Linked DNA regions of Homo sapiens: region 1 is linked to region 2. Evidence: read pairs that join two places in POLR2A ChIA-PET (ENCODE). Cell type or tissue: OCI-LY7. All regions are shown on one strand. Links, peaks and the distances in the headings refer to the core of each region. The heading gives the core; the rest is flanking DNA.

Region 1 (14,221 bases), core at 3,227-11,226, 230 kb before region 2:
ATTTTTAGTAAAGATGAGGTTTCACCATGTTGGCCAGACTGGTCTCGAACTCCTGACCTCAGGTGATCTGCCTGCCTCGGCCTCCCAAAGTGCTGAGATTACAGGCGTGAGCCACCGCACCTGGCCAGTGTTGGTGTATTTTATGTGTGGCCCAAGATATTTCTTCTTCTCCCAATGTGGCCCAGGGAAGCCAAAAGATTGGACACCCCTGCAGTGAGCCATGATCACACCACTGCACTCCAGCATGGGCTACAGAGTGAGACTCTACGTCAAAAAAAAAAAAAATACATAAATTAAATGACTAAAATCCAGAAATTGCAGTCTTTAAAGAGTAAATTTTATAGCATGTGACCAATCTCAATGAAGCTTTTATTATTTAAATGTGTTTTAAAAATAAATGACACTCAGAACGAAGTATTCCATATAACATAAACCACCTGTCTCTATGACTGAGAGACCACGAAAGTATATCTTAAAATTCTGATATATGAAAAGATCATCAACTTCATTCATGGTCAAAGAAATGCAAATTCAAATGATACTGTAGGAGCCAGGCACTGTGGTACACACCTGTAGTCCCAGCTACTCAGGAGGATCACTTGAGCCCAAGAGTTAAGAGGCTGCAGTGAGCTATGATTGCGCCACCACACTCCAGCCTGAGAAAGAGAGATTCCGTCTCTAAAAAAACTTTGTAAGGGCCAGAAGTGGTGGCTCAGACCTGTAATCCCAGCACTTTGGGAGGCCGAGGCGTGTGATCACTTGAGGTCAGGAGTTTGAGACCAGCTTGGCCAACACAGTGAAACCCCATCTCTACTAAAAATACAAAAATTAGCTGGGTGTGGTGGCACACGCCTGTAGTCCCAGCTATTCGAGAGGCTGAGGCAGGAGAACCACTTGAATTTGGGAGCCGCAGGTTGCAGTGAGCCGAGATTGCGCCACTGCACTCCACCTGGGTGATACAGCAAGACTCAGTCTCAAAAAAATTGTAAGGCCAGGCATGGTGGCTCACGCCTGTAATCCTAGCACTTTGGGAGGCTGAGGTAGGTGGAGTGCTTGAGTCCAGGAGTTCGAGACCAGCCTGAGCAACATGGTAAAACCCCGTTTCTACAAAAAATACACAAATTAGCCAGGTGTGGTAGTGCATTCCTGTAGCCTCAGCTACTGGAGGGGGTTGAGATGGGAAGATCGCTTGAGCCCAGGAGGTTGAGGCTGCAGTCGGCCCTGATCGCGCCACTGCACTCCAACCTGGACGGCAAAACAAGACCCTGTCTCAAAAAAAATTGTTCTTTTTTTTTTTTTGAGACGGAGTTTTGCTCTTGTTGCCCAGGCTGGAATGCAATGGCACAGTCTCGGATCACCGGAACCTCCACCTCCCAGATTCAAGTGATTCTCCTGCCTCAGCCTCCTGAGTAGCTAGGATTACAGGCATGTGCCACCACGTCAGGCTAATTTTGTAATTTTAGTAGAGATGGGGTTTCTCCATGTTGGTCAGGCTGGTCTTGAACTCCCAACCTCAGGTGATCTGCCCACCTTGGCCTCCCAAAGTGCTGGGATTACAGGTGTGAGCCACCGCGCCTGGCCAAAAAAAAAATGTTCTTAATGAAAAGATATCATTGTACACATTTCCACCTATCAGATTAACAAAGATTATAAAATTTCATAATATCCAGGGATGGTGAGAAGGAAATGAAAACCCTAAAATATTCTGTGCATACACAGGCATATCTTTGGGGGCAATTTATTTACAGCTTTCAAAATAAAAAGTAAACATAACCCACTGATTCAGCAACTCTACTTAAGAGCTTATCCTATACACATACTTGTACAATAGTACAACAGTACAGATATGAGGATGCGAACCAAAGAGTCTGAGACAATTTAACTGTCCATCAATGGGAAAAGTGAAGTTTACATCCATACAGCGTCCGATTATGCAGTTGTTTTCAAAAACAAACCTGAGTTATAAGTATTGAATTGAAAAATATGTTTGGAATTTTTTTAAATTCAAGATACTATCTATAGTATGCTTATATATGCAGAGAAAATGTCTGGAGGAATACTGAATTGTGTGAAAGTGATTACAATGAGTATATATTAATTTTATAATTATAATTTGTATTTCATTTGAACACATGAAGCTATCAAATAAAGTCATTTAACCCTGGTGTTAAATCAGCCTATGCTATGATCCCAACCTATCTTTCCAGTGCTCTATGGTTCTGGCCAAACCAGTCTGTTCCTTCTTTGAGAAACCAGTCCCAAGGACTCCCTCTCCAAAATGCTCTTACTATGTGGTCTGAACAGCTACCCGCTACAGCTTCAAATACAAATTACCTGAGTTGAAAAAACTACGCCTGCCTGCATCTGCTATAAAACATTTTAAAAGAGATCTTTTTTAAAAAGAAAATTGAAACACAATTTAATAATCCCCATCATAGAAGCAGCAAAAGTACTCACCATTTCCCAAGTTTTCCAGGCTCTGTGCCTTTGCTTCATGCAATTTCCTGCCTCAAATCCTCTTAGCTACTTATCACATGTCCAAATCCTGCCAATCCTTCAAAACACAGGTGACACACCAACTCCTACACCAAATCTTCCCTAATGCCCCCATCCAGAGCTGATTCTCTTTCTTAAACCACAGTATCAACACCTTTTGAGGCACTTTCTTCTACCTAGTACTCAGTTGTGTACATGTCTCATCTTTCCCATTAATGAGAAAATCATCATGGGCACAATCTCTGTCTTGGTCATTTTGTATGCCCTATTTTGCTACATTAATTAAACTTGTATTTCACTAAAGCATATAATAAAAAGAAAGGGGCAAGAATCTAAAAGTTAAAAAAAAACAGGCTTTTAGTATGCATTCATTTGAATTAGGTCTTGTTTACCTGCAACAAACGCTATGTAAGAAAAGTACGAAAGGTAAGATCCTTCCCTCTCCATCCAGCTGCCCAGGGCCCTGGTATGCCTCCTGAAAAGGCAATAACTATGGGTTCTAAGAAGTCCTTGGACACTGCAACTTCTTAACACATTCAGGACATTGGAACTAAGTTGACAAAAAGAATTTATAAGTTATATTTTAAAATAAATTTATTTATGACAATTACACAATTGCACAGTTTACATGCTGAGGCAAAATATGACGTTCAATACATGGGAAGATAAACTGTATAAAACTATCTGAGCTGTGAAAAGAAGTCACTGTTCGGCCAGGTGCAATGACTTAACGCCTGTAATCCCAGCACTCTGAGAGGCCGAGGCGGGAGGATCACGAGATCAAGACCATCCTGGCCAACATGGTGGAACCCCATCTCTACTAAAAATACAAAAATCAGCTGGGCATGGTGGCACATGCCTGTAAGGTCCCAGCTACTCGGGAGGCTGAGGCAGGAGAATCGCTTGAACCCGGGAGGTGAAGGTTGCAGTGAGCCAAGATTGTGCCACTGCACTCCAGCCTGGGGACAGAGTGAGACTCTGTCTCAAAAATAAAAATAAAAAAAAAGAAGTCACTGTTCATTATCGACCATCACAGAATAAATATTCCAAGGCTACATATAATCCCAAGTTACTAAAGTTTTGAAGGGGAAGGTTGGTCTGGTTTTCTGTTTTTTTGAGACAGAGTCTCACTCTGTTGCCCAGACTGAAGTGCAATGCAGCCTTGACCTCCCAAGCTAAATCAATTCTCCCCCCTCAGCATCGCGAGTAGCTGAGACTACAGGTGCACACCACCATGCCTGGTTTTTTGTTTTTTTTTTTTAGAGACTGGGTTTTGCCATGTTGTCCAGGCTGGTCTCAAACTCTTGGGCTCAAGTGATCTGCCTGCCTCAGCCCCACAAAGTGCTGGGATTACAGGCATGTGCCACTGTGCCCAGCCAACTAAAGTTTCTGTAGCGTCAAAAGTGTTTAAGGATTCCACAAAGACTAAATTCTCACTAAGCTATGCAAACAAAGGTGCTAAACCATTCCAACCAAAATATGAAAGAAACATGTAGATGTTTTATAAAGCTAGATTTCCTAAGAAATATTAATATTAATGAAAACTTTTCTCAATATATTAATAGAAACAAGATGTCTGCACATTTTTCCAGTTTATAGATGTTAAAAATTAAGTCTCAACAAGGTCTTTAATCATATGTGTATAATCCTAAGTGTATAACAACTTAGGAAATTTCAGTAATTATTCCTACAATAATGAATCACATAAAATATATATATGTACACATGGCAGATTATGCTACCAAGATCAGAATGTTCAAATCAGAAGGCAGTTCATCTTGTTAGAAAATTTACCCAGCAATAAAAATCTGAAGCCATCGTTAGATCAAGACAAATTTCAGTGAAAATTCTATACTGGATACTGAACTGGAGGTGGGGGGTTATTCTTACAAATAATACTGAAGGATTACAATAATACTGTCAAATTATCAAATGTGTTAATACTACATTAGCCATTCTACTGGTATTTATGGCACAAACTGCCAGATGTAGTGCAATACTGATTCTTCCCTTCCTCCAGAGTAAGAGAACCCCTGATTTTTGACTAGGCACATAGTAATTTCCAGCACAGAATATACTTTCTAGCTTCTCTTGCAGTTATGTGTGACCTTGTGATTCCGTTATAATCGAAGGGACACAGCAGAAGCGATATGTACAATTTCTGGAAAGTATCTTCACAAGAAGGGAGTGTGCCCAGCTTTTGCCTTTTCCTCCTTCCTGCTGGTGAGAATGCAGAACTGATGTGAGAAAGTGGAGAAGCCACCTCTGACAAAAAGGAAAGAGTTACATGTTGAAGGCTGGGTCCCCTAATGAGCATGAAGGTAGCATACTGGTTCAGGACTGTCTATGAGATACATGAAAGAAAGGAAACTTCTATCTTGTTTAAGCCATTGTTATTTTTGGTTTCTACCACTCACTGCTGAATCTAATCCTATCTAACACACGGCAAAATTATAGAGAAAGAGTACTATATTTATTAAACTTTACTTTTTCAAATGATTTTTTTTGTTTTGTTTTGTTTTTGGTTTTTTTTTTTTTTTTTTTTGAGACAGAGTCTTGCTCTGTCACCCAGGCTGGAGTGCAGTGGCGTGATTTCGGCTCACCGCAACCTCGGCCTCCCAGGTTCAAGCGATTGTCCCGGATCCCGAGTAGCTAGGATTACAGATGCCCGCCACCATACCCAGCTATTAAATAATTTTGAATACATAGTTTAAACTTACTAGGATTAAAATAAACTCATTTTGGGGGGCCAGGCGCAACAGCTCACATCTCTAATCCCAGCACTTTAGGAATCCGAGGTGGGCGGATTGTCTGAGGTCAAGAGTTCCAGAACAACCTAGCCAATATGGTGAAACCCCATCTCTACTAAAAATACAAAAATTAAGCCAGGTGCAGTGGCTCTCGCCTATAATCCCAGCACTTTGGGAGGCTGAGGCAGGTGGATCACTTGAGGTGAGGAGTTCCAGACCAGCCTGGTCAACATGGTGAAACCTCACCTCTACTAAAAATACAAAAATTAGCCAGGCATGGTGGCAGGCGCCTGTAGTCCCAGCTACTTGAGAGGCTGAGGCAGGAGAATCACTTGAATCCCGGAGGCGGAGGTTGCAGTGAGCAGAGATTGCACCACTGCGCTCTACCCTGGGCGATAAGAGTGAGAATCCGTCTCAAAAAAAAAAAAAAAACAAAAACAAAAATTAGTCAGGCATGGTGGTGTGTGCCTGTAGTCCCAGCTACTCAGAAGGCTGAGGCAGGAGAATTGCTCGAATCTGGGAGGCAAAAGTTGCAGTGAGCCAAGATCGCGCGGTTGCACTCCAGCTTGGGCAACAGGAGCGAGACTCCATCACAAAACAAAACAACCTTCTTTTTTTTTTTTTTTTTTTTTTTTGAGACGGAATTTCACACTTGTTTTCCAGGCTGGAGTGCAATGGCGCGATTTCAGCTCACTGCAACCTCTGCCTCCCGGGTTCAAGAGATTCTCCTGTCTCAGCCTCCCAAGTAGCTGAGATTACAGGCATTCGCCACCATGCCCAGCTAATTTTTGTACTTTTAGTAGAAATGGGGTTTCACCATGTTGGCCAGGCTGGTCTCAAACTTCTGACCTCAGGCAATCCGCCCGTGTTGGCCTCCCAAAGTGCTGGGATTACAGGCATGAGCCACTGCACCCGGCCAACAAACTTATTTTTGATTATTCAAATAACTAAGCTCTAAAATGTTTTTTCTACACTATATTTGAGGTATAAAATTGTTATTATCAATAATTTTTTGGCCAGGCACGGTGGCTCACACCTATAATCCCCCAGCACTTTGGGAGGCAGAGGTGGGCAGATCACCGGAGGTCAGGAGTTCAAGACCTGCCTGGACAACATGGCAAAACCCATCTCTACTAAAAATACAAAATTTAGCCAGGTGTGGTGGTGATCGCCTGTAACCCCAGCTCCTTGGGAGGCTGAGACAGCAGAATTGCTTCAGCCCAGGAGGCGGAGGTTGCAGTGAGCTGAGATCGTCCAGCTTGGTGACAGAGGGAGACTCCATCTCAAAAAATAATAATAATAATAATAACTTCCTAAGTATGCCTTGGGGTCAAGCGATTAAGCCAAATCTCCCTTATCTCTACCTCAATAATACCATACGTTAATATTATTCATTCATTTAACAAATGAATGCCTACTGTACTCTTCGCAAGCAAGGTGCACTGAAGTGACCAAAGCAGATGATGGGCCTCTTCCTCCGGGAGTTTGCAAGCCAGTATCAATGCAGCCGAGGCAGTAGAAGCCTCTGCTTCCCTCTTCTCTAGCCTCCAAGTTCATCACTCCCCTGCTGTCATCATATTCTTGCTTCAGGCTACAATATGAGAGTACAATGTGACTAGACTTCAGCTTTGCTCTGCTAATATAATCACACATAATCATATTCCTCAAAGATGACACTCCTGTTACCAAAATTAGCATCAGCATCTTACCAAAATGCCATAGCAGTTATCACTGATGGTGGGTCAGTTTTCCACATGGCAAATCTTATTTATCACAAGATATCTTTCCCTAACTGTACCTTATGGGGTTCTCTTATCCTTACATTTTGTTGTTGTTGAGACAGGGTCTCACTCTGTCTCCCAGGCTGGAAAGCAATGGCACAATATTGGCTCACTGCAGCCTTGACCTCCTAGGCTCAAACAATCCTCCCGCCTCAGCCTTCTGAGTAGCTTGGGCTACAGGCACGTGCTACCACGCCTGGCTAATTTTTAATTTTTTTTGCAGAGACGGGGGTCTTGTTACGTTGCCCAGGCTGGTCTCAAACTCCTGGTCTCAAGGGAGCCTCCTGCCTCGACCTCCCAAAGCACTAGGATTACAGTTGTGAGCCACCACATCCAGCTTTATCCTTAAATTTGAAAAATACTTTGCAGTTCCGCCGCCCCCCACCCAGTCCCAGGGACTATACTGAAAAATGTCAGAATGTAGGGCTGCTTAGGCAGATAGCCAAATATTTTTAGTTACTCCTCACAGGCCATTACATCAACCTCATTAGAGATTTGAAGCCAGACCAACAAGAGGTCTTGCTCTTTCCCTCAATTGCCTTTCTTCTTGAATCTCTCTAAGAGGATGGAACACTAATCGGATTGGGTCAAGAGTCCACAGTACTGATTGAACCCTGTGTACAACTATGAAGATCAATGAAGATTAAAAGTTACACAAATCTTGATTCAAGTGCAAGATAGAAAAAAAAGTCACATACATGTAAGAGTTTGTGTTCTTGTTCTTGGTCATTTCACTCTTACACACTCTAAAAGACTAATTGTTGGGGTCTTCTGCAAAGCCATCAACCAAAGAGTAGTAAGACAGTGAAATTTAGGAGGATGAGAGAGCCCTTGACTAGTCCTGGAGCTTAAGTAATATGATGTCACCCTGTTTACTACACAAATTTACATTGGTATTTTGGCCAAAAGCCCAAATTAATAATAAAGTAATACTTCTAATTTCCTACTTGCCATTGTTCTACTTATATAAATCTCCTTCAGAGGCCAGGCGTGGTGGGTCATACCTGTAGTAACAGCACTTTGGGAGGCCGAGGTGGGAGAATCACTTGGACCCTCAAGATCGAGGCTGCAATGAGCCGTGATCATGCACCACTGCACTCTAGAACCTGGGCAACAGAGCAAGACCTTGTCTCAAAAAAAAAAAAAAAAAAAAAAACCTCCTTCAGGAAGCTAAGCCATGATATTCTGATCATTTATTAACACCCCAAACTTCAAACTGTACTATTACTCTATTCACTTGGTATTTAATCACATATTGTTTTTAGCATTTCCTATATTCAAGGAATAGCAAACATTTTAGAATTGGTACCTCAAAGAGAATCTATTCAAACCATCTAGAGTTCACCCATTGTCTCCTGCAGATCTCCTGATTATTATAAACAACAAAGAGAACATACTGGAAAGCTAGATCTCTAGATGACAATAACAGTAATAATAAAAAGAGGCTGATATTTATTGACCATTTACTATGTGCCAGGGACCTTTTTAAATACTTTATATGAATTAATTACTTTGGTCCTCACAACAAACCCACGAGTATTATTATTATCTCAATTTTACAGATGAGGAAACTGAGACCCAGAAAGGTAAATAACCTGCCCGAAGTCACAGAGTTAATAAGCAGTGGGCTGCAGATTGAGTCTAGAGCTCTTAACAACTTTTCTGCAATAGCATAATAGTTAGTTAACGGTAGACAAATACTACAGCTTGGTAAGTTCTGAAACTTAGGGCCAAAAAGATATTCAAGGAGGCAAAAGACAACACAGATCTGCATCTCCAGAGAGAGATTTTCAAAATTTGAGGCTGGACCAAATTGGTGTTTAAACAAAGTATTGAGGGAGGGCTGGGTGCAGTGACTCACGCCTGTAATCCCAGCACTTTGGGAGGCCAAGGCAGGCGGATCACGAAGTCAGGAGATTGAGACCATCCTGGCTAACATGGTGAAACCCTGTCTCCACTAAAAAATACAAAAAATTAGTCAGGCATGGTGGCAGGCGCCTGTAGTCCCAGCTACTCAGGAGGCTGAGGCAGGAAAATGGTGTGAACCCGGGAGGCAGAGCTTGCAGTGAACTGAGATCACACCACTGCACTCCAGCCTGGGCGACAGAGCGAGACTTTGTCTTAAAAAAAAAAAAAAAAAAAAAAAGTACTGAGGGAGAGGTTAATGGATAGAATCATGAGGAACATCAATATTTAACATAAACTCAGCACATTTTAGGTCAAAATGATAATACAGTAAGGTAGTATTTGTGTATATTATAGATATACAACATATATTACAAACCAAAATACATAATGATTATCCCTACTCCATAGGAAGTAGAACATAATTTAACTATAATTACTATAGGTTTATGGTAGCATCTCTGTTGGCTGTAGCTAAGATTTTTCATGCTAAGTCCTTAGGCAGGAATGCAACCTATAATAATGTTACTACAAGAGACAATAATCTGCTTTAAAATCTTTCTTCAGACATGCTTTCCAGGGAACAGACAGTTGTGAAACGAAAGTCAGCCTAAATAGATGGACCATATTTCAATGACTCTAAGACTCATAATGTTTGTTTTACATTTGTATAGTATGCCACTGGAATTAGGAAAGGTCTCACAGAGGTTAACTGGCATTTTTTTCATTCTTAGCAGTATACAAAATAATAATTCATTTTACAAATGATGGCATCTTGGAGTCAATAAAATGTTTTTCAGAATACATCTAATTTTAAGTGTGAACACACATACTGCTGTAGTCACAGGAAAACTTTCTGCCTTCAAGAGATGTATAATCTAATAAAGAGAACATAATTATCTCTAAAATATAAATGGAAGTAATAAACATTAATACAAGACATGAAGTGATCAAATGAGTGAGAAGGTTATAACAAGAACTGAAGAAAAGGTATTTAAGTGGTAGGAAATAAAAGTGGCCAAACCAAAAAAACTTCAGGCACTGTGTCCTGAGCACAGTTTGTTGTTTTTGTTTTTGTTGTTGTTGTTGTTGTTGTTGTTGTTTGAGACAGAGTCTTGCTCTGTCGCCCAGGCTGGAGTGCAGTGGAGCGATCTCAGCTCACTGCAACCTCCGCCTCCCGGGTTCAAGCGATTCTTCCACCTCAGCCTTCCGAGTACTGGGATTACAGGTACCCGCCATCGTGCCCAGCAAATGTATTTTTGTAGAGACAAAGTTTCACCATGTTTGCCAGGCTGGTCTTGAATTCCTGACCTCAGGTCACCCATCCGCCTTGGCCTCCCAAAGTGCTGGGATTACAGGCATGAGCCACCGCGCCTGGCCTAAAGTTATTTTTAAATAAAATAAATCCAGACATAGTGGCTCATGCCTGTAATCCCAACACTTTGGGATACCAAGGTGGGTAGATCACTTCAGCTGAGAAGTTCAAGACCAGCCTGGGCAACATGGCAAAACTCTGTCTCTATAAAAAATACAAAAATTAGCTAGGTGTGATGGTGCATGCCTATGGTCCCAGCTACTCAGGTGGCTGAGGCAGGAGGATCATTTGAGCCCGAGGGGGTCAAGGCTGCAGTGAGCAGAGATTGCGCCACTGCACTCCAACCTGGATGACAGAGCAAGACCTTTCCTCAAAAAATTTAAATTTAAATTAAAAAAAATTAATTTTACAGGTGCATCTCAAACTGTGTTCTATTAAACTAGAATAGTAGTATCTATCCCATGAGTATCTCATGAGAAAGAAACAGGTATTCTTTGGGGTAAGGGAGGAAAATGAAAAACAAAAACCCTCTATAGTATAAAATGTTTCTGAGGCTTTAAAGAGCTCATGTGCATTATAAACGTATTTCACCCCACACTTAAAATACTTGCAGCATATTAGGAAGCCATAAATACAGTTCGGGAAACACTGACTTGGGTAGGCAGGTAGGTAGACAGGTAGTCAGTAGGCGGGCAGAGTCACAGAAAATAAAAGGAGAATAAGACAAATGTAATAAAGTGATACCACCTAAAAAAAGGATCATAACTGACTACGAGTTATGACTATGAAGTCTCTTGAAGGAAAATAAGGTGTTAGAATAAGCTATCAAAATCAACAATAGCCGCCAGGCGCAGTGGCTCACGCCTAGAATCCACTTGTGTGGATATACTTCCCCAGCATAGCCAGGTCCTGCCAGAGAACATTTCCAGTGCCTCCCCAGGCAGTTCACACAGACAGACATATGCCCACATGCTCATCTGCTCACACTCCCCCTGAACTGTATTCACCCCACACACACTGAGTGCCTTCATCACTGTACTCCCTTGCTTCCCACCCCAGAAGCAGGAAGAAGGTCAAGAATCAGACCTTTGGCTGGGCATGGTGGCTCACACCTGTAATCCTAGGACTTTGGGTGGCCAAGGTAGGAGGATCACTTGAGCCTAGGACTTCAAGACCAACCTGGGCAACATGACAAGACTTGATTTCTACAAAAAAAAATTAGCCAGGTGTAGTGGTACACACCTCTAGTCCCAGTCCCAGCTACTCGGGAGGCCAAGGAGGGAGGATAACTTGAGCCCAGGAGTTCAAGGCTGCAGTGAGCTATGCTCATGCCACTGCACTCCAGCCTGAACAACAGAGCGAGACCCTCTCTCAAAAAAGAATCAGACTTCTGGGAGCCTAGGGAACATATACAGGTGCCAATGAATGTGTCCGTGCATGCTCTGCTAAGTGTGTGCATGGCTGCGTGAGCTAGAATGGGTTTTTGTAGGAGGAGCTCTGCCCTGCTGCTGCAGGACTGTCTGAAGATGCTGCACAGCCATGCTTCCTCACAAGCTCTCTTTTAAGGTTAGTCCAGGCCAACCACATTAATATTGTCCCCTTTGGGGTGGTATATTTATTGCAACACACAGCCTGGACATTCATATACAGGGCCATGGCACTAGGGTAAGGCGCCACAAACTCCTCCTGCTGAGGAGGCAACAAGGTATCTGGTCGCTAAAGCTGGGTGGGACCCATATCCCTGACAGTATTCCAGTATGTATGAGGCACTGCAGACCTGGGGTTTTTGTTCTTAGGTGAGGCCTGGCTCGTACGGCTTAAATTTCTGTTCTACTTTTCCCCAACTTGAGATGACTCGGAAGACTTTCTGTTCCTTGCAATGAAAAACAGCCTAACCAAAGTCCTTAAAAGTCATGTATATAACTACTTTAAAATTAAGATAAAACCCATGGCTTCGACTTCTGATGCAAATACCCAAGACAAATAGGGTATGAGGATTCCTCAAATACCGAGTGGTTTATGAATTAGAGGCCACATCATTTTATAACTAACCATATAAGGAAAATTTTCACAGTTAAATATATTGCTCACACTTGCTGACATACTGGCAAATTTTACCAGTTAAAAATATGCCGTGTGCAGTGGCTCACGCCTGTAATCCCGGCCCTTTAGGAAGCCAAGGCAGGTGGATCACTTGAGGTTAGGAGTTCAAGACCAGCCTGGCCAACATGGTAAAACCCTGTCTCTTCTAAAAATACAAAAATTAGCCAGGTGTGGTGGCACATGTCTGTAATCCCAGCTACTCGGGAGACTGAGGCAGGAAAATCGCTTGAACCTGGGAAGCAAAGTTGCAGTGAGCCGAGATCGTGCCATCGCACTCCAGCCTGGGTGACAGAGCAAGACTCCATCTCGAAAAATAATAATAATAATAATTTTACACTGGCACAGACCACTTTACCAAAAAAAGCATCTTATATTAACTGTACTCTCTGACCTAGTTACCTAATGTACAGACACACAGTACATCTTATATTACTTGGCACACCAACAAGTTAGCTATACAAATCACAATTCCAACCCAAACTTGAAGCTAGTAAATATATTTAGTATTTGAACTTGAGTTGTGTTCAAATGTTCATTAAATTGGCCTATGCAATCTTAACAATGTTCTAACACATATTTAAAATGCTCATTTCTCCTCCATTATTTAAAAAAAAAACACACACACACACAAACTATAACTCTGTTAGACAAGAAACCAAACATAAGCCAAAAGGCTCGGCAAAATCACACTTAAATAGGACAAGGAGAGCTTCAACTTCAGAATAATTATCAGGATACCAATCACACAAATATGATTCAACAATCACTTAAATATCATTCAAGAGGAATTCCTGGTAGTAAAAAAAGAAATCCCGTAATTAACTAGAGCACAGCATTATCAGAAACTGATTATGTAAAACAATAGCTTTTCTTTCAGGATGTGTGTATGTGTGTGTAACGAAGTTCACAGCTAGGTTACACTAATGACTCACTTAAACATTTGAATTTTCTGCTATCTTAACCTTTAAATCGACTGCAAAAGTAGCTGCCAAAAGTAGCTTAGTAGGAAAGCATACTACTCTCAAAAGAACTTGGTATGTCCAACTTATTTTACTACTTAAATTTTTTTTGATCACTGATATTTGAAACTAATTTTTAAGTAATGAATGCTTACTAAATCCATGATAATATTCAGCATATACAGGTTTTTAGAAGGGCACAGATTATATTCTTATATGTGTGTTTTTACAGCACCTGGAACATTTCTGTTCAGTATCTGTTCAGTATTACACATAATTATTGCAGGACCTGACAGTGTTTACTATCCTATTTTTTCCTTTTTTTTTTTTTTTTTTTAGACAGAGTCTCGCTGTGTCACCCAGGATGGAGTACAGTGGTGCCAATCTCAGCTCCCTGCAACCTCTGCCTCTGAGTTCAAGCAATTATCGTGCCTCAGCCCCCCAAGTAGCTGGGATTACAGCCACGCGCCAAAGTGCCAGGCTAATTTTTGTATTTTTAGTAGAGACGAGGTTTCACCATGTTGGCCAGGCTGGTCTCGAACTCCTGACCTCAAGTGGTCCACTCGCCTTGGCCTCCCAAAGTGCTGGGATTACAGGCGTGAGCCACCGCACTAGGCCTTACTGTCCTATTTTTTAAAAGCTTTTTCGACTGACCAGTAAATCAAAGTTGAAAAGGTAACTGGTACATTTTATTTCTTGATTTGGATTACCTTTTTGTTGTGAATTGGTTCTCAGTTCTAGTTTCCTTGTGACAAAACACTGATGGAGAATATATTGAACTGAAATCCCCTGAATCCATTCCCACTGAGAAAATAATACATTTGAACTGTTCACATTTCATTGTAAAAGATACACAACTTTAGAGATTACTCTTGAAGTTTTGAAAGTAAAGTGAATCAGAAGTCACATTCC
Region 2 (17,116 bases), core at 3,963-11,962:
GCTGGGATTACAGACATGAGCCACTGCACCTGGCCAGTTTTTAAAAAATGTTTTTATTTGCAAAATGGAAAGAGGCAGCCCGATGTTAGTCTACCAAATTTTGGTATGTGACATCTGGAAGTGTGAAAAACGCTGGTCAAACCTACCTTCCAACTGCCTAATTTGGCTTATGAACATGTCGCCTGGGGGCTGACAACTCCTCCCCAGATCCACTCTTTCTTACTCTGCTGTCAACCATTTAAAATCCTCTTTACCAAGACTCATTCATTCAAAAAGCACTGAATGAATTCCTACTCTGTGCCAGTCACTGTTCCAGGCATGGTGGACACAGTGGTGAGCAAACGGGTCTGAACCTTCTTCAGCTGAACCCTCTTCAGCTCCATCTCTCACCTGCCAAGTGTCCTGACCTTGATCCCATCACAGGGACTTAGCATTGTTATCTGATCTTTGAAGTGTTGATTTTCTGGCCAGAAACCTCTGTGGCCGGTGGCAGCCTTTGCCTGAGTTCTTGTCCCGCATCCAGGAAGAATGAGGTATGCAGACAAGTGGAGGGTGAACAAGATGAAGAGGAGCTTTATTGAGTGTTAGAACAGCTCAGAGGAGGCCCACAGTAGGTAGCTCCTCTCTGTAGGCAGATTGTCCCATCGAGTGTTCAGCTCTCAGTAGAGAGGAGGCCCTGGAGAGGGTAGCTCCTCTCTGCAGCTGGTCATCCTGTCGTCTTTCCATCCTCTGCCCTGTTCTGGCTGAGTCTGGGGCTTTTATGGACCTCAAAGGGGAGGAAGTACATGCCTATTGGTCCATGGGGGGCCATAGGTGGGCCCAGAAAAGGCATCACAAGTCCCCAGTCCAGTCTGGAGGACTGGCAGCCCAGCCGCCAGCCTTTAGGCCCTCCCTGGCCTGAAGGTGGGGTCTTACAGGGACCTGTCCACTTCTGCTCAGGAACCTGTCTGCCTCCCACAGCTGTCTGTGGCACCCGTGTTGCTTGCAGTAAGGGGCACCTGTAGGCCAGCACCGAGCCACCCTCAGCCCCCCTTAAGCTTCCCCTCTTACACTCATCTGTGCCCAAATTCCAGAGGGGGCCAAGGCAGCAGGGGGCTGGCATGTCAGCACTTCCCAGGGTGTATGCACACCCAGCTGAGCTGTGACAGTGCCCAGGCTCAGCCCCAACCCCTCTCCGAGACTGGAGTGGGTGCCAGGAGTGGAGAGAAGCCAGGCAGTGGGAGGAGACATCCCCAAGTCTGTGGGGACAGAGGGGAGGGGTGGGAAGGCCTTGCCGGGCCCCTGAAGGTGCAGACTGCAGAGACGCCTAGGGCCTGCATCTGGTGGGGGGCGCAGGTGGAGGCTGCAGCTGCACCTGGGGAGCTCCCACCCCCATGAACTCAGAAGGGGCGGGGCTCCTGCTTGTCCCTAGCTCCTGCTGGCTCTGGAGCATGCAGCCCTGGCAGTGCCACAGAGATCAAAGTGGGCGCTGACAGCAGGGAGAAGCCAGGCAGCAGAAGCAGGCACTTGCAAGCCTGTGAGGGCAGCGGGACCTTCCTGGGTCCCCAAGAGTGTGGGGATGCCTGAGTCTGTAGCCATGGTTTGGGCGGCTGCAGCTGCATTGGGAGGTGGGGTCGGTGGGGGCCTCCTGCCTCCTCCATGGAGCAGAAGGTTAGGGTCTATAGCTGCAGTTTGGGTGGCTGCAGTGGCACCCGGGGAGCTCCTGTTTGCTCCATGGAATGTGCAGCCTGGGCTGCACCTCCCTGCTGCAGCTGGTGTGATGGCAGCGGCAGCCGTCTGGAGTGGCTGCTGCCATCACCATCCCCTGACATTGTCTAATTCTCCCAAAGCGTCATTTCGCCTCAGCTTTCACCGATCTTTGCAGGCAGCTTGGCTCCCAGTGGTCTCCAAACTTTTAAAATCATGCCTCCCCATCAGTAAGAAAATGTTGCCTACAAACCTCTAATATATGTCTACTTATTTAAAAAAAATTTTTTTTTTGAGACAGAGTCTCACTCTGTTGCCCAGGCTGGAGTGCAGTGGCACACTCTCAGCTCACTGCAAGCTCCACCTCCCTGGTTCGTGCCATTCTCCTGCCTCAGCCTCCCGAGTAGCTGGGACTACAGGTGCCGCCACCATGCCCAGCTAATTCTTGTATTTTTAGTAGAGACGGGGTTTCACCTTGCTAGCCAGGATGGTCTCGATCTCCTGACCTTATGATCCACCCACCTCAGCCTCCCAAAGTGCTGGGATTACAGGCGTGAGCCACCACGCCCGGCCTATGTCTACTTATTTTTTATGTTATATATGTGTACGTGTTCTGTAAGTGACATAACACCCACTCAAGCAGGAATAGCAAAGGGAGGAAGGAAGAGTGAACAATAACTAGAGCTCCCATTCTTTCTTTTCTGCCTCAGTTGTAGTCTTCACCCTAGCAGTCTACCTTCTGCCCCCACACTACCCCTGACAGCACTCCCTGAGGTCACTGAGTCATTGAATCCAAGGGGAACTCTTTTTCTAGTCTCAGCAAATGGCAGAGCTTGGCAGCTCAGTCCTCTCTGCTGGCTTTCCTGTGCCCCTTGTTGGATGGTGCTCCATCTCCCACCTTAAAAAAAAAAGTTATTTATTTATTTATTTATTTATTAGAGACAAGGTCTTGCTCTGTTGCCCAGGCTGAAGTGCACTGGTGTGATCATGACTTCTAGGCACAAGCGATCCTCCTGCCTCAGACACCCGTGTTGCTGGGACTACAGGTGTGCATCACCACATTCAGTTAATTATTTTTATTTTTACTTTTTTTGTAGACATGGTGGGGGGTGGGGGTTTCTCACTGTGTTGCCCAGGCTGGTCTCGAACTCATGGCCTTAAGTAATCCTCCCACCTCAACCTCCCTAAGTGCTGAGATTCCAGGCATGAGCCAGCACACCCAGCCCACCTCTCACCTTTCATCCTCTCAGTTGGCAAACCTGGGGCAATCTTATGCAAATGCGAGGTTTTAACCTATTCTCGAATCTTTTGTAAGGATCTGATTTCCTTGCTGTCTCGTGGGCTCCTTCAGACTCTTCTCCAGAGCAGCTGGAATGATTTCTTAAATTGCAAATCAGATCAGGATACTCTCTGGCTCAAGTGAGCCAGTGGCCTTCCGACACATTCAGAATAGAATCTCTGATGCTCCTGGGGGCCAACTGAGTGTCTGCACAGTGCCCCCAGGCACCTAGTGCCCCCTTCCTCCTCCCCAACCCCCTTTCTGCCGCAGCATCACTTGCCTCCCATCGTTCCCTGAACCATGGCCAACCCTCTCCCACAAGACATTTGCATCTGCTGCCCCCCAGCCAGCCCCACTCCCCTCTCTGTTCAGCTGCTTCTCCACCTGTCACCCCTTGGGCTAATCTACTTTTCTTCACTGCAACTCTCACTCAGAACCCTGGCCCCAGGGCCTGGAGCCATGCCTGGCACACAGTAGGTGCTTACAGATATATGGTTTCCCCAAACTTATGTCCCTGCTCCCCTGAGTTCCAGAGCCACATGCCACCTTCCTTCTGGATATCTTCTGTGTGTCCCATGATCTCCTCCATCTCAATGTGTCCAAAAAGTATATGACCTTCTCCTAAAACCTGCCACCCAGCTCTTCCAGCCATTCCCCATTGGCCCATATTAGAAACCTGGCAGGGACGCCCGACTGCTCACTGCTGAGTGGATCCCAAATCCTACTGACTCTCTGAATGCTCCCTCACATTCGGCCCTGACTACTGCTGGCTTTGCTGGGTCCTCATTATTTACCAGCTGGTCTCCCTATCCAAGCCCCACCCCTTCACATTCATGCCAGGTGCTCCTGGAAACTCGGTCATCACATAACCCCTGGTTGTCTTGACAATGAAGTTCAACTTGGCTCCTGGGACCCACAGGATCCACTATAGCTGCCCCCACCCCGCAGCCCCTGCCACCTCTCTGGCTTCACTTTCAGACCAAATAACTTGTAGCATCCCTCAATGCCTCCACACCTCTCTGTGCTGTCTGTTGCCTGGAATGCCCATCCCTCACTTTCCTATCACATCTTCTCCAACTGGAGAAATCACACTTGTTTTTCCAAATTCCTTACCTCCCTTCTATACTCCCACATCTCTCTTCCTGCTGTATTTTACTAACCCATGTGTAGATACTTATCTATATTTGTATATGTAGCCTGAATCTATATTAAACTGCATGTGAGTTCATACCAAGGTCTCCAAGTCTACTTGGAGTAGAGAGTGATCTACTACCACATGGATCATTCGCGCTCTCTCCCTGCTTATCTGTAACCTCCCACTGCAACTGTGAAATGGCCCCCACCATCTGCCATCCATTTACTAGATTGCTCAATCCTAGTATACATGCAGAGTGGCCTCTCACTGTATCTTATTTGTGAGTTTATTTGTCCTCAAGATTAATGCTTATTCCCAAGCACTGAAAAGTACCTAAGAAAACTAAATACATGTCACTGATCCAAACACCAAAAACATATAAAGTCATTTAATTCTCACAATGGACATGTGAGACATTTACTATTAGTGCCATTTAACAGAAGAGAAGACTGAGATACAAAAAAGCCAAGTAACTTTCCAAGTTGCACAACTAATGTGGCAGGACCAAGGTTTGAACCCAGGGAGCAGACATCCAGAACCATGAACTTCATAGCCTCCCCTGTGTTAGAGGTGCTGCAGTTTCTTGACTTCTGATATTCTGACCTGGCCTCTCCTCAGCTCTGAGAGCCTTCATCTTTGGTTGTTTCTGTGCCCCTTCCAGGCTGCAGATCCTTGCTGCAGAAGGCCAAGGATGGTTCAACCACAGTGTTCTGTTTACTTCCTCTGGGCCCGCTTGTGAGTGGTTTAGCTTGTTGCTGGTGGAATCTCCATTACATACCCACAAAAAGTGCTCCCAAGTCCCACTGCTCTCTCTCCCGGCCACCAGCCTCTGCCACCCATCTATGAGAAGACATCACTTCTTGCTACAGGCCATTCAGCACTTTCAAGGTTTTATCCATATTTTTGCACATACACTCACACTCACACCCTTTATTCATATCTCTAAGAAAAACCTCCAGCTCTCTATATTTTTGGGGAGAGACCTGTGTTAGACCATTTTCATGCTGCTGATAAAGATGTATCAGAGACTGGGTAAATTGCAAAGAAAAAGAGATTTAATGGACTCGCCATTCCACATGGCTGGGGAGGCCTCACAATCATGCCAGAAAGCAAAAGGCACGTCTTACCTGGTGGCAGGCAAGAGAGAATGAGAACCAAGCAAAAGGTTTTACCCCTTACAGAACCATCAGATCTCATGAGGCTGATTCACTACCATGAGAACAGTATGGGGGAAATTGCCCCCATGATTCAATTATCTCCCACAGGGTCCCTCCCAGAACACATGGGAATTATGGGAGCTACAATTCAAGATGAGATTTGGGTGGGGACACAGCCAAACCATATCAAGACCCTGTTCCTTTTCCCTTCCTCCCCCACCACAGTCTCAAGATTTTAAGACTCCTCAAGATTTCATTACATATGTGAGGACATTTGGAAGCTTCCTCAATCTTACATGTATTTATTTATTTGAGACAAGGTCTCATTCTGTCATGCAGGCTGGTGTGCAGTGATGCAATCATGACTCAGGGCAGCCTTGACCTCCCAGGCTCAAGCGATCCTCCCATTTCAGCCTCCCAAATAGCTGGGACCCCAAAGGCGTGTCACCATGCCCAATTAAAAAAATTTTTTTTGAGATGGGATCTCACTGTGTTGCCCAGGCTGGAGTATAGGGTGCAATTTCAGCTCACTGCAACCTCTACTTCCCAGGCTTAAGCAATCCTCCCACCTCAGCCTCCAGAGGCCCTCTTCGAGATGCTGGGGATTCAGGCATAAACAAAACTGACCAAGCCCCTGCCCTCAAGGAACTGACACTCGTGCAGTCAAACTGCCTGAAGTGGCCGGGCGCAGTGGCTCACACCTGTAATCCCAGCACTTTGAGGGGCCTAGGTGGGCGGATCATGAGGTCAGGAGATTGAGACTATCCTGGCCAACACAGTGAAACCCAGTCTCTACTAAAAATACAAAAAAGTTAGCCGGGCGTGGTGGCAGGCGCCTGTAGTCCCAGCTACTCAGGAGGCTGAGGCAGGAGAATGGTGTGAACCCGGGAGGTGGAGTTTGCAGTGAGCTGAGATCGCACCACTGCACTCCAGCCTGGGTGACAGAGCGAGACTCCGTCTTAAAAAAAAAAAAAAAAGCAAAAATAAAAACAAAAAAAACACTGCCTGAATGAGCAGGGAACTTCCTCCTGCCTTCTACTTGCTCAAAGAACAGCAGCACGTCTTGTTGAAAAGTGATCAGGTTCATTTTATTGACTACACAGAAGCAATTCCATTTTCCACTAACAAAATAATTTAGGATGAAGAATTCTGACTCAGTGTCTCCACAGGAACCTGTTCCTCAGCTTTCTGGATGTCATTGTTTCTGACATCACACCTTCCTAGACAGGTATTTCTGGAAAAGGATCTGGTAAGAGGATGAATTTGGCTCTAAACAAATGCCCATGGCCCCGGAAGACCTGTCGGGGCCACCAAGTTAGTTTCTCTGGCAAAATTTGATTCCTTCCATCTCACCACTATAGTAACTGTTGTTGTTATGTTACCAGGAGCCACACAAAGGTTGACCCATCAAGGTGGAGCCACGTTACCAGGAGCCACACGAAGGCTGAACCAGCAAAGTGGAGGACCAGCTGTTTAATTGACTCGGGTCTGGTGACAGGCCAACATGGAGAGAGACAGCCCAGCTTCAAGAACAGCAAGGCAGCCCTTTGCACAGTTCCCACTGGGGTGGGGAGGCTGGAGATGAGGACTGCATTCCACATCAGAGTTGTTTTATTTCTGGATATTCACAGACAGCTAGAAGTCAGAAAAATAAGCCAAAGTGGGAAGCCCCTGGCAGACCAGCTCCACTGGCTTCCTCTCCAGAGTCACTGTTCCGAAGTGACAGGTGGAAGCTCTTTCAGTTCCTCCTTTTCCGGGTACACTTCAGACACCTTATTCATCTTGGTGAAAATCTGGTTGATCTCTATGAACGTCTTGGCCTTGGTCTCCGGGACAATCAAGAAGATGTAGATGGTGGTGAGGAGGCAGATCACGGCGAAGACAATGAAGCTGTACGGGCCGAGGCCCTCCTGCGGGAAGAGGGGCAGGTGACACGTGTGGGACGTGGTTTGCCCAGGGGCTCGCACTGTACTGCATGGGGATCTGGTGGTGAGCGTGGGCCCCGGGCCCCACTCACCTGGATGAACGGGAAGATCAAGCCCACGGTGAAGTTGGAGAGCCAGTGCACACTGCCCCCCACCATGAAGGCAGATGGCCGAGAGGACTGCAGGAAGATCTCAGTGATGAGCAGCGCGGGTATGGGACCTGTAGGGGGAGGAGAGCAGCCTCCCTGAAGGCAGAGCGGGCCCGAGCATCCCAGGCCTGGCCATGCAGACCCACCAGGTAGCTGGCCCCAGGACAGAGGCGTCTCCAGGACTCTTGGGCATGTGGGGCAGCACGTAGGGGGCAAACGGCAGTGTACAGGGATGGCAGGCCAGCAACCACCCGTTAGGCCCACTCTGCTGCCTGCACAGTCTGTGTGTTCCCACCCACACCACCATTTTACCATTTCGCTCTCATTATGTGCCACCCACCCCCTTGCGGTGGACGGGGGAAGAGATGCCATTTCCAGGCTGCATTGGCCATCCCTGGTATCTCTAAGGAGCTCCAGCCCGGAGCTTCTGGGACCAGGGGGGGTTGTGACACCCTGAGGCCAGCTTTGGGTACGTACTGGGCCCGAGGGCATGTCCTATGACGTAGGAGATGACACAGACGATGCTGATGTATGGCATCCAGGACACTGTGTCCTGTGGAGAGAAAGCAGTTGGTTCACCTGGAGCAGACAAGCTAGGACGGGACCCCAGGGGGCGGCCAACCTGCCCTGGTGGGTGGAGGATGGCACCTGGCTCCTCCCCCAGCAGTGCCACCTCGATGAGCCACTGGGAAATCAGCTGAACGTGGGCTATGAGCTGGCAGGACACACGGTCCCCAGATGTCTGGCCAGTTGTATTTGCTAAAACAGCTCATTGTGACCCCTTTTATTTTAAGGCAGGTGGAGGCGCAGGATGGGAGGGGCACTGGTCTTCCTGGTGCAGCTCCGGGCTCCTGGGACCCTGGCCTGTCCTCACCTGCAGTGCCAGAGCTGCAGTGAGCACGCAGCAGGCTATGAGGCAGATGGAGAAGCCCAGCAGCAGCAGCAGCCTCCGACCCAGGAGCTCCACCACGAACACCTACAGGAGGGTGGCAGGGCTCAGGCGGGAGAGGCCCAGCTTCACCTCCCTCCAGCCCCCTCCAATGGGGCAGCTGTGAGGAGAGCTGGGCGGACCGGGTGCCCACCCATGTGCACGCACACTCACATTCACATGTGCAAGACATGCCCTTGGGCAGCCAGCGGGAAGTCGGCTGTGGCTGTGATGCGGGACCCCAGCTGCCCACCCTTGAGACTCAGCTCTAGGGCCTCCTAATCCCACAACCCTGAGCCTCAGGATTCCTGCCCTCGGGAGGCCAGATGTCTGCATGCACCGGAGACGCTGCCCCCACGGAGCCTGCTCCCATCCCGAGGTGGCCGAGCCTCACTCCGGGTAGCCCGGGCTCGGAGCCACCCAGCAGTGGGCGCTGCCTGGTCCAGGCACGCCTACATCCCGGTCAGGTGGTGGCCCCGGGCCCGGTGCGGCTCGGCAGCCCCAAGTGTGAGGGGCTGGTGCGGGGCCACCTCCCACACAGAGTTTCTGTAGTAGCGGCTGGTCCTCCACGTTTTGGGGCCACGGGCTGCCCTTTTGGCGGCGCCGAGGCTGGGGCGTGGGGCCCGAGGGGCCTTGGGTGGAGGCTGTGGGCAGCTCCCAGGACACTCACGGCGCAGAAGGTCATGACCACGTTCACGGCCCCGGTGCCGGCCGTCACGTACTGCACGTGCTCCTCCGGCACGCCGGCGCTCAGGTAGATCTGGTCCGCGTAGTAGTAGATCTGCAAGGCAAGCGCGGGGCTGGGCGGCTGCCCGGAGGAGGCGGCCTCGGCGCCAGGACCCACGCCCGGCGCCCCAGGACCTGCGCCCCGCGCCCCCCGAGCCCTCCCCAGCTCCCGAGCCGCAGCCCGGCCCATACAGCGTTGACGCCCGACAGCTGCTGGCCGCCCATGAGGACGATGATGGACAGCAGCTGCCAGCGCAGCGAGCGCATCCGGAACAGCTTCAGCACGGAGATGAAGCCCGCGGCCTTCTCTGCCTCATCCTCCTGCCGGATCTCGGCCACCTCCCTGTCCACAGAGTCCCAGCCGCGCAGCGTCTGTAGGGCTGGGGAGAAGCGGCACCGTCGGACCAGGGCTGGGGAGCAGAACCTGGAGGCCGCCCCCGCCAGAGCCCTCGTTACCTTTCTTGGCGGCCGCTTCGTCTTTCTTCTGAATCAGCAGGTACCTGGGGCTCTCGGGGAAGAAGGGCAGCAGAAGGAGCTGCAGCGCCGCGGGGACCCCGGTCAGCCCCAGCAGGATCGGCCAGCCTGGGAGGAAGGCAGCGAGCTGGCACCAGCGGCCTCCCCACCACCCCGAAGGCGCCCTCTGCAGAGCCGGCCCCAGCCCCGTCATCCTGAGTGGGGTGCAGGCTCCAGGAGGGCACAGCTTTCCCAGCCCTAAGAACAGCAACTCCCGACGGTGGACACTCGGGAAACACCTGCAGCAGGGATCAGCAGCGACGCACCCCTGCGCCCATCAGACAGACCACACCGACGAGGCCGGTAATACCATGTGCTGGTGAGAACGTCCCCGTGTCCTTCAGAGGACAGTCTTGCAGGGGCTGGAGGAGCTGGGCATACCCGGCCTGACCCAACTGCCCACTCCCAGCTCTATGCCCAGAGAAGCCAGGCCACCAGGATGCCTGAACTGGAATGGTCACGGCAGCTCTGATTACAGAAAGGACACCAGAAACAGTGGGAATATCGTTAACATTCCACATAGAGGGGACACATGGGCTGGCTGCATTGGTACTGCAAAGGCAAAACTAGAGGCAAAGCAAAAAAATGAAGCACAGAGCTTCACAAATGCCTAGAGGGCCGTGTGTGGTTCTGAGTCCTGCTATGGAGCTCCCTGAGACAGGAACCTGGCTTATTCACTTCTGGTCCCAGCTCCTAATGAGAACGCGGCGCCTTGGCGTAAGTGTCCCCAACACATGCAGGAGTGAAGGAGAGGCAGGAGCATGTGGTACTTAAACAGGGACCTAGGTCTGTGCCGCTGGGTCTGCATCCTCATGAGACCTTGGACCAGTCTTCCAATCTCTCTGTACCTGTGATGCACCTGCAAAATGGGTATGATACTGGTACAGGCTTAATAGGGCTGTTCTGAGGAATACATGAGTTACTAAAAAAGACTTGGCACTTGGCTCACGGTAAGCACTTTCTACAGAGAGTGTCTAAGCAGCACAGAGCTTGATGATCCACTTGACTGACTTGCAGACGGTGTGTAGAACCCTGGCGGGAACTGGCTTATGTTTTGGCTGACGGGATGACTGATGATAGTTTAAAGGGAAAGTCGTGCAAAAACAACCCCGGTTACAGGTGTCTGTGCACCTGCCGCATGCCAGGCCCCAGGCTGTCTTGGGGAAGGTGGAGGCAGGGTCTGGGATGTCCTCACCACCTCCCCCATGGGGCCAGGCCACCCTCACTCCTGGTACTTCTCTTTCTGGTCTGCAAAATGGGATAATCACTGAGTCCCAGGCAGCAGCGTTGCTGGGAGGGTCCTATGAACTGATGCTGGGTCCGCCCCAAGCACAGAGCCTGGCACACTGGTGGCTGTCATTGCTATGCCACGGGCCTCCATATGGACAGCTGCTGAGCAGGCAGGGAAGCCCATCACTCAAAGCCACCTCATCCATCTCCTAAGAGGGACTAGATAGTAAACGCTGGCCAGTCCCTTATCGCGCCTTTGTCCATGGCCTGCTATGTTGGCTCGGGACAGGATGGGCCCCCCAAGGACATCCAGCCTGTTAGAAGAGACCAGTCTGCAGAAAGTCCTGTCCTGTGGTGGTGGCTTTGGAACACAAGGAGGGGGCCAAGGGTAGTGGTGAAGGGGTGGGGGTGCTCCCGAGATGTCCTGAACTCACCATCTACGTTTGCAAGGAGATTCCGAAGACCAAAGATCTGGGCCACAAGGATGCCAACAGTGATGAAGAGCTGGGGCACCACCCCGAGAGCCCCCCGCAGGTTTTTAGGGGCCAGCTCCCCTAAGTACATGGGGACCACGTTGGAAGATACACCTGGGAGGAGGTGAAATAGAAACACCATCAGAAAAAATTAGTCTGGCAGGGACAAGCTGTCTTCAAGTATACTATTCTTAGCAATAACATTATTTGGGCCAGAACTCTCTCAAAACTGCAAAGGAGAAAGCAAACACCTCTTTTAATTCTTAGCCCTTTATACTTTAAGGAAAGAGAAACAGATCAAAGGAGCTCATGCACAGGGGCCCTTGCTTTGGCCCATATCATCTGGGGACACTGGCCAGCTGGATCTACGGCCTTCCCGCTCCCTGGCCTGAGTCTAGACCCACTCACGTTTCTGCTTTTTGAGGAGGGTCTGTTTCATAAAAGGCAAGGCAGCTGGGTGTGATGGCTCGTGCCTGTAATTTCAGCACTTGGGGAGGCTAAGTGGGGAGGATAGATTACTTGGGGTCAGGAGTTTGAGACCAGCCTGGGCAACATAGTGGAACCGTTTCCACTAAAAATATGTATATGTGTGTGTGTGTGTGCGCGCGCATGATATATATGGCCTGTGTGTATTTACATATGGTGTGTATGTCTGTGTGTGTATGGCCTCTGTGTGTGTGTGTGTATGTGTATATGGACATGGCCTGGTGTGTGTGTGTGTGTGTATATATATATGGCATGTGTGTGTACATATATATATATATGGCCTCTGTGTGTGTGTGTGTGTGTATGTGTATATATATGTGTGTGTGTGGGTGTGTGTGTGGCCTGGGTGTGTGTGTGTGTGTGTATAGGGCATGTGTATGTGTATGTATATATATGGCATGTGTGTATGTGTGTGTATGTGTGTATGGCCCAGGACCCCTAGCCCCCAGCTTTACCTTATAGGAACAGTAAATAAACCAATGCAGAGATAGTTTCATACACCTTTAAGAACAAGTTATATGTCTCTATAAGCATTTAAAATGTCAACACATATTACGGAATATCTGCATTTCTGGGATTTCTGTAATGCCTGGACTACTTCTGAATCCCCAGTATTTAAACTTGTAAATATTCCCATCATACTTGAATCTGGTGGAGGGAAAACTTACTCTATTTTATAGAATGACGTGTTGCCTGATGTCAATTAAAAAAACATAGGCAGAATTTAATTTTGCAGCTTCCAAAGTATTTTCACATATATTGCCCTATTTAATTCTCCTAAAAGCACATCCAGAGGCTGGGGATGGAGAGGAAGTTTCACTAGTCCAAGTATCAGGTACCAAATCCTGAGTCAAATGGAGGCTCAGGGACGTGGGTCTCTGAAGGGAGGCTCTCAGGAACAGAGTTTGGAGTGAGCAGAGGTTGGAGCTGCTGTTGATGGCGGGGTATTTGATAGAACTGAGATAGGAGGGTACCTGAGGCCATGTTTTCCTGTTTGGCAATTCTACCCACAGATGTCTCTGCTCAGTATTTGAAAAGAGACATCACAGTTCATTAATATCGATTCTTCCTCATTTGCAGAGCAAAGAGGGGCAGTCTTTAAAGCAGCTCTTAGCATGTCTAGGTGGGAAGAGGGAGCAACACCTCACAGGCCCAGGGCAAAGGGCTGCAGAGGAAAGGAAGGCCTCCTGGGAGCTGAAGTGGGAGGCTGTGTCCTCACCACTTAACAAGAGCCACTTAGCAGCAAGAGCATCTTGGTGAAGGATATTAATAAAGGGTCAAACCTCAGGAGGTTTGTGAAGAGATGGGGTTACCTGTACGTTGGTGGAAAGCAATCTCTATTTTTGTCTTTAAAATGACTCCACTAGGACCTCCCAGCCAGCCAGTTCTGATACGAGAATCAGAGCAAAGTGGCTTTTTTTTTTTTTCGAGATGCGAGTTTCGCTCTTGTCGCCCAGGCTGGAGTGCAGTGGTGCGATCTCAGCTCACTGCAACCTCTGCCTCCCAGGTTCAAGTGATTCTCCTGCCTCAGCCTCCTGAGTAGCTGGGATTACAGGCGCCCGCCACCACGCCTGGCTAATTTTTGTATTTTTAGTAGAGACGGGGTTTCACCATGTTGGCAAGGCTGGTCCTGAACTCCCGACCTCAGGTGATCCACCCGCCTCGGCCTCCCAAAGTGCTGGGATTACAGGCATGAGCCACCGTGCCTGGCCTGGCTTTTGAAGTTTAAATTCCTCCTGCTGGACACTGTAGCTCACCCCTGTAATCCCAGCATTTTGGGAGGCTGAGGCAGGTGGATCACTTGAGGCCAGGAGTTCGAGACCAGCCTAGCCAACATGGTGAAACCCCATCTCTATGAAAAATACAAAAAAATTAGCTGGGCACGGTGGCACATGCCTACAGTGCTAGCTACTCAGGAGGCTGAGGCACAAGAATTGCTTGAACTTAGCAGGTGGAGCTTGCAGTGAGCCGAGACCGTGCCACTGCACTCCAGCCTGGGCAACTAAGCAAGAGTCCATCTCAAACAAACAAACAAACAAACAAAAAGTTTAAATTCCTCTGAGCCAATGAATACCTTCAGTCTTCCTGCCAAGAAGTTGATTAGTAACAAATCAGTGAACTGTGAGCATGTTCCAGTAAAAGTCATACTCATCTTGGCACCCCCCTTGTCAAGGTAGTTGTTTACTTCATTTTAGAGTGAGCAATGTGGTTCTTGTTCATATGGGTGGTTTTATTTTTGTGTTGGTTTGTTTGTTTTGTTTTTGAGACAGAGTTTCACTCTGTTGCCCAGGCTGGAGTACAGTGGCACGATCTCGGCTCACTGCAACCTCCCCATCCTGGGTTCAAGCGATTCTCATGCCTCAGCCTCCCTAGTAGCTGGGATTACAGACCTACTCCACCATGCCCAGCTAATTTTTGTATTTTTAGTAGAGACCGAGTTTCACCATGTTGGCCAGGCTGGTCTCGCACTCCTGACCTCAAGTGATCCAACTGCCTCAGCTTCCTAAAGTGCTGGTATTACAGGCATGAGCCACTGCACCCGGCCATATGCGTGGTTTTAAAATGAGTGTCTAAGCAGCACACAGCTTGATGATCCACTTTGCTGACTTGCTGGAGGTATGTGAAAAACTGTTGGCAAATGGATTATGCCCCTAATGGCCAGTGTTCTCAAGCCGTGATCTGAGGACCCAGGGATCCCGAGACCTTTTAAGGGTGTCTGTGAGATCAAAACTATTTTCATAATAATCCAGAGATGATATCTGCTCTTCATTCTCTCTCTCTCATGAGCATATGGGAGTTTTCCAGAGACTTCTTGCCAGGCCACATCACAACTGACCTGACCCAGAAGTACATCTGAGAATTCAGCTGTCTTCTATTAAGCCAGACATTAAAGAGATTTGCAAAAATGTCAAACAAGGCCACTCTTCATGTAATAGGCTTATTTTAAAAAATGAATTAATATGTCTCTCGGTTGCCATTTCTAATACAGTAAATATTGATCAATGTAACCCACATGAGCAAAAGCTCTTTGGAGCCCTCAATAATTTTAAGTGTGTAAAGGGGTCTGAGACCAAAAACTGAGAACTGCTGACTTTAGAGTAAAGGCTGGGATTTTTAACTGATTTGTTATCTATTGGAGCCTAATATTTCTCTGCTGGAAACAATTCTGTATTGTTAATGGTCAATAGAAAAGTGATTGGACCTGCTTACTGGTGGCAACTTTTAGGAATGTATTTTTCAAAATGTTGAGCCCACTGCAGAGAAAACCCACAGGTCAGGGCAAGATGGCAGAGACCGGCCGGGCATGGTGGCTCACGCCTGTAATCCCAGCATTTCGGGAGGCTGAGGTCAGGAGTTTGAGACTAGCTTGGCCAACATAGTGAAACCCCATCTCTACCAAAAATACAAAAATTAGCTGGGTGTGGTGGCGGGCAGCTGTAATCCCAGCTACTCAGGAGGCTGAGGTAGGAGAATCAGTTGAACCCGGGAGGCAGAGGTTGCAGTGAGCCAAGATCATGCCACAGCACTCCAGCCTGGGTGACAAGAGGGAAACTCCATCTCAAAAAAAAAAAAAAAAAAAAAGATGGCAGAGACCCAGCCAGGTGCTCTCAGGGAAAGCCGAGCACTAAGTGAAGTTTGCCATGGGGCTCACCATCCTCCCTTTGGCATGACTTAGTCTCTGTTTGGGAAATGTCTTCTCATCTTTTTTTCACGTCTCTGTTACTGCCAATTAATCCTAGCTGAGGGGTTTATGGACAGCCAGCCAAATTATCCATTTGTCCCTATCCCTGCGTTTGGAAGGAACAAATGAGAGTTCCTTGGCAATGTTGGGAAAGTGACTGGAGGGAGGCAGTGAGGCACCTGGGAGGGGCTCCCTCAAGGGGCCCACTCTGCACCTGTAGGACCCTGAGAGCTTCCATCCTAGATGCCTCTCCCCACCTGGCAGTGAGAAATACTGCCTACTAAGGATGCCAACTCAGGGAAAGCCACTGGCACGGCTCTACCCCTCATCTCTCCTCAGTGTGAAGCAATTATGGGAGAGTTTTCTAAAATCACCACTGTACAGCCTGGCAGCCTAGGCTTGGAAGCAACAGAGTGGGATTAGGAAAAAACACCTCCCAGTTTGTTAGATGAGAGGACTCAGCGAGTCAGCACCCGCTCAGCAGGTGGGCATTTCAGGAATAGAACTCAGTACGCCCTTGGCAAACTTTAAATTGCCCTATAAAACTTAAAATGTGGCACTGTTAGCACCTTTCTGGTAGTGGAATTCATACATTAGATTGTTTCTCAAGCTTTTTTGACTCTCACCCACAGTAAAAAATACAGAAATACATTTTCCACTGCAACCTGGTTCTCGTGTGTGTGTGTGTGTGTGTGTGTGTGTGTGTGTGTATGTGAAACAAAAGTGGGCAATACTTATCTTTACTACACGTAACACTGCCTCTTCCATTTTATTTATTGATTTATATATATATTTATTTATCTTTGAGATGGGGATATGGTTTGGCTCTGTGTCCTCACCCAAATCTCATCTCAAATTGTAATCCCCATGTGTCAAGGGAGGACCTGATGGGAGGTGATTGGATTATAAGGGCGAGTTCTCCCATGTTTTTCTTGTGATACCAAGTTCTCATGAGATCGGATGGTTTTATAAGGCAGTTTCCCTTCTCTCTCTCTCTCTCTCTCTCGCCTGCTGCCATGTAAGACAGGTCTGCTTCCCCTTCCATCATGATTGTAAGTTTCCTGAGGCCTCTCCAGCCATGGGGAACTGTAAGTCAATTAGACTTCTTTTCTTTATAAATTACCCAGTCTTGGGGAGTATTCTTTACAGCAGTGTGAAAACAGACTAATACACAGGGTTTCACTGTGTTGCCCAGGCTGGTTTCAAGTGATCCTCCCGCCTCGGCTTCCAGAGTAGCTGGATTGCAGGTGTGAGCCACTGCACTCAGCTATTCTATTTTTAAAAAGAAAATGCTGCTCACTAAACAGACATCACCACCCACTAACTGGTCATGACCTGCAGTTGAGAAAATATTGAGATAAAGGATTGGATTGGAATGACACTTCCCAGGTTAAGATTCTGCATTTCAGTCTTTCAAAGATGTTTCTTTGTAGGAAACATCACAGTAAAGCTCTGCACCTGAGAACCAGGTAGGGCTCAACCATCTGTTTCACAGCAGAGGTATAGGAACGCTTTCTACACGCTTCAGACATCACAGATTGGTTCTAGTCCCTGGGAACCTGTTGTCCTCCTCCTTGACGACCCTCACAGAATGGCAATACAGCATAGCATTGTTTACCTGCACATATTCCCACCAAAAGTCTGGAAATAATGATAAGCTCAAATGATGTGGCGACTCTGCTGCATCCCATTAAGATCGCAGGCACGATAGAAAATATGTTGTTGAACAGCAAGGCCCCTTTTCTGC

The links. ChIA-PET counts read pairs that join two places held together with the same protein. Peaks named below come from ENCODE experiments on the same cell type or tissue, not always from the same donor. Only the 100,000 strongest peaks of a DNase experiment are listed, where the experiment ranks them.
Region 1: POLR2A ChIA-PET joins it to region 2 with 11 read pairs; 4 of 35 experiments call an interaction of 5 or more read pairs at or near these places.

The regions. Positions count from the first base shown.
Region 1 is chr1:8,799,988-8,814,208 of GRCh38, forward strand. The region is part of intron 1 of RERE (arginine-glutamic acid dipeptide repeats); the gene reads right to left. Among named protein-coding and RNA genes, the nearest start is that of RERE, 11 kb to the right of the region's middle. RefSeq lists a silencer at 14,063-14,221. In OCI-LY7, for the core only: no CTCF peak of the experiment used is centred there; no DNase peak of the experiment used is centred there.
Region 2 is chr1:9,030,623-9,047,738 of GRCh38, forward strand. SLC2A5 (solute carrier family 2 member 5) reads right to left here. Exons shown (of 12, transcript NM_003039.3): 4 at 16,988-17,112; 5 at 11,163-11,315; 6 at 9,442-9,567; 7 at 9,178-9,365; 8 at 8,930-9,040; 9 at 8,206-8,307; 10 at 7,809-7,884; 11 at 7,275-7,402; 12 at 4,484-7,167. The coding sequence ends at 6,964. Among named protein-coding and RNA genes, the nearest start is that of SLC2A7, 13 kb to the left of the region's middle. RefSeq lists enhancers at 6,573-6,642, 7,083-7,162 and a silencer at 9,374-9,574. In OCI-LY7, for the core only: no CTCF peak of the experiment used is centred there; DNase peaks (open chromatin) are centred at 6,299, 6,989 and 10,539; H3K4me3 peaks cover 1,327 bases; H3K27ac peaks cover 4,382 bases.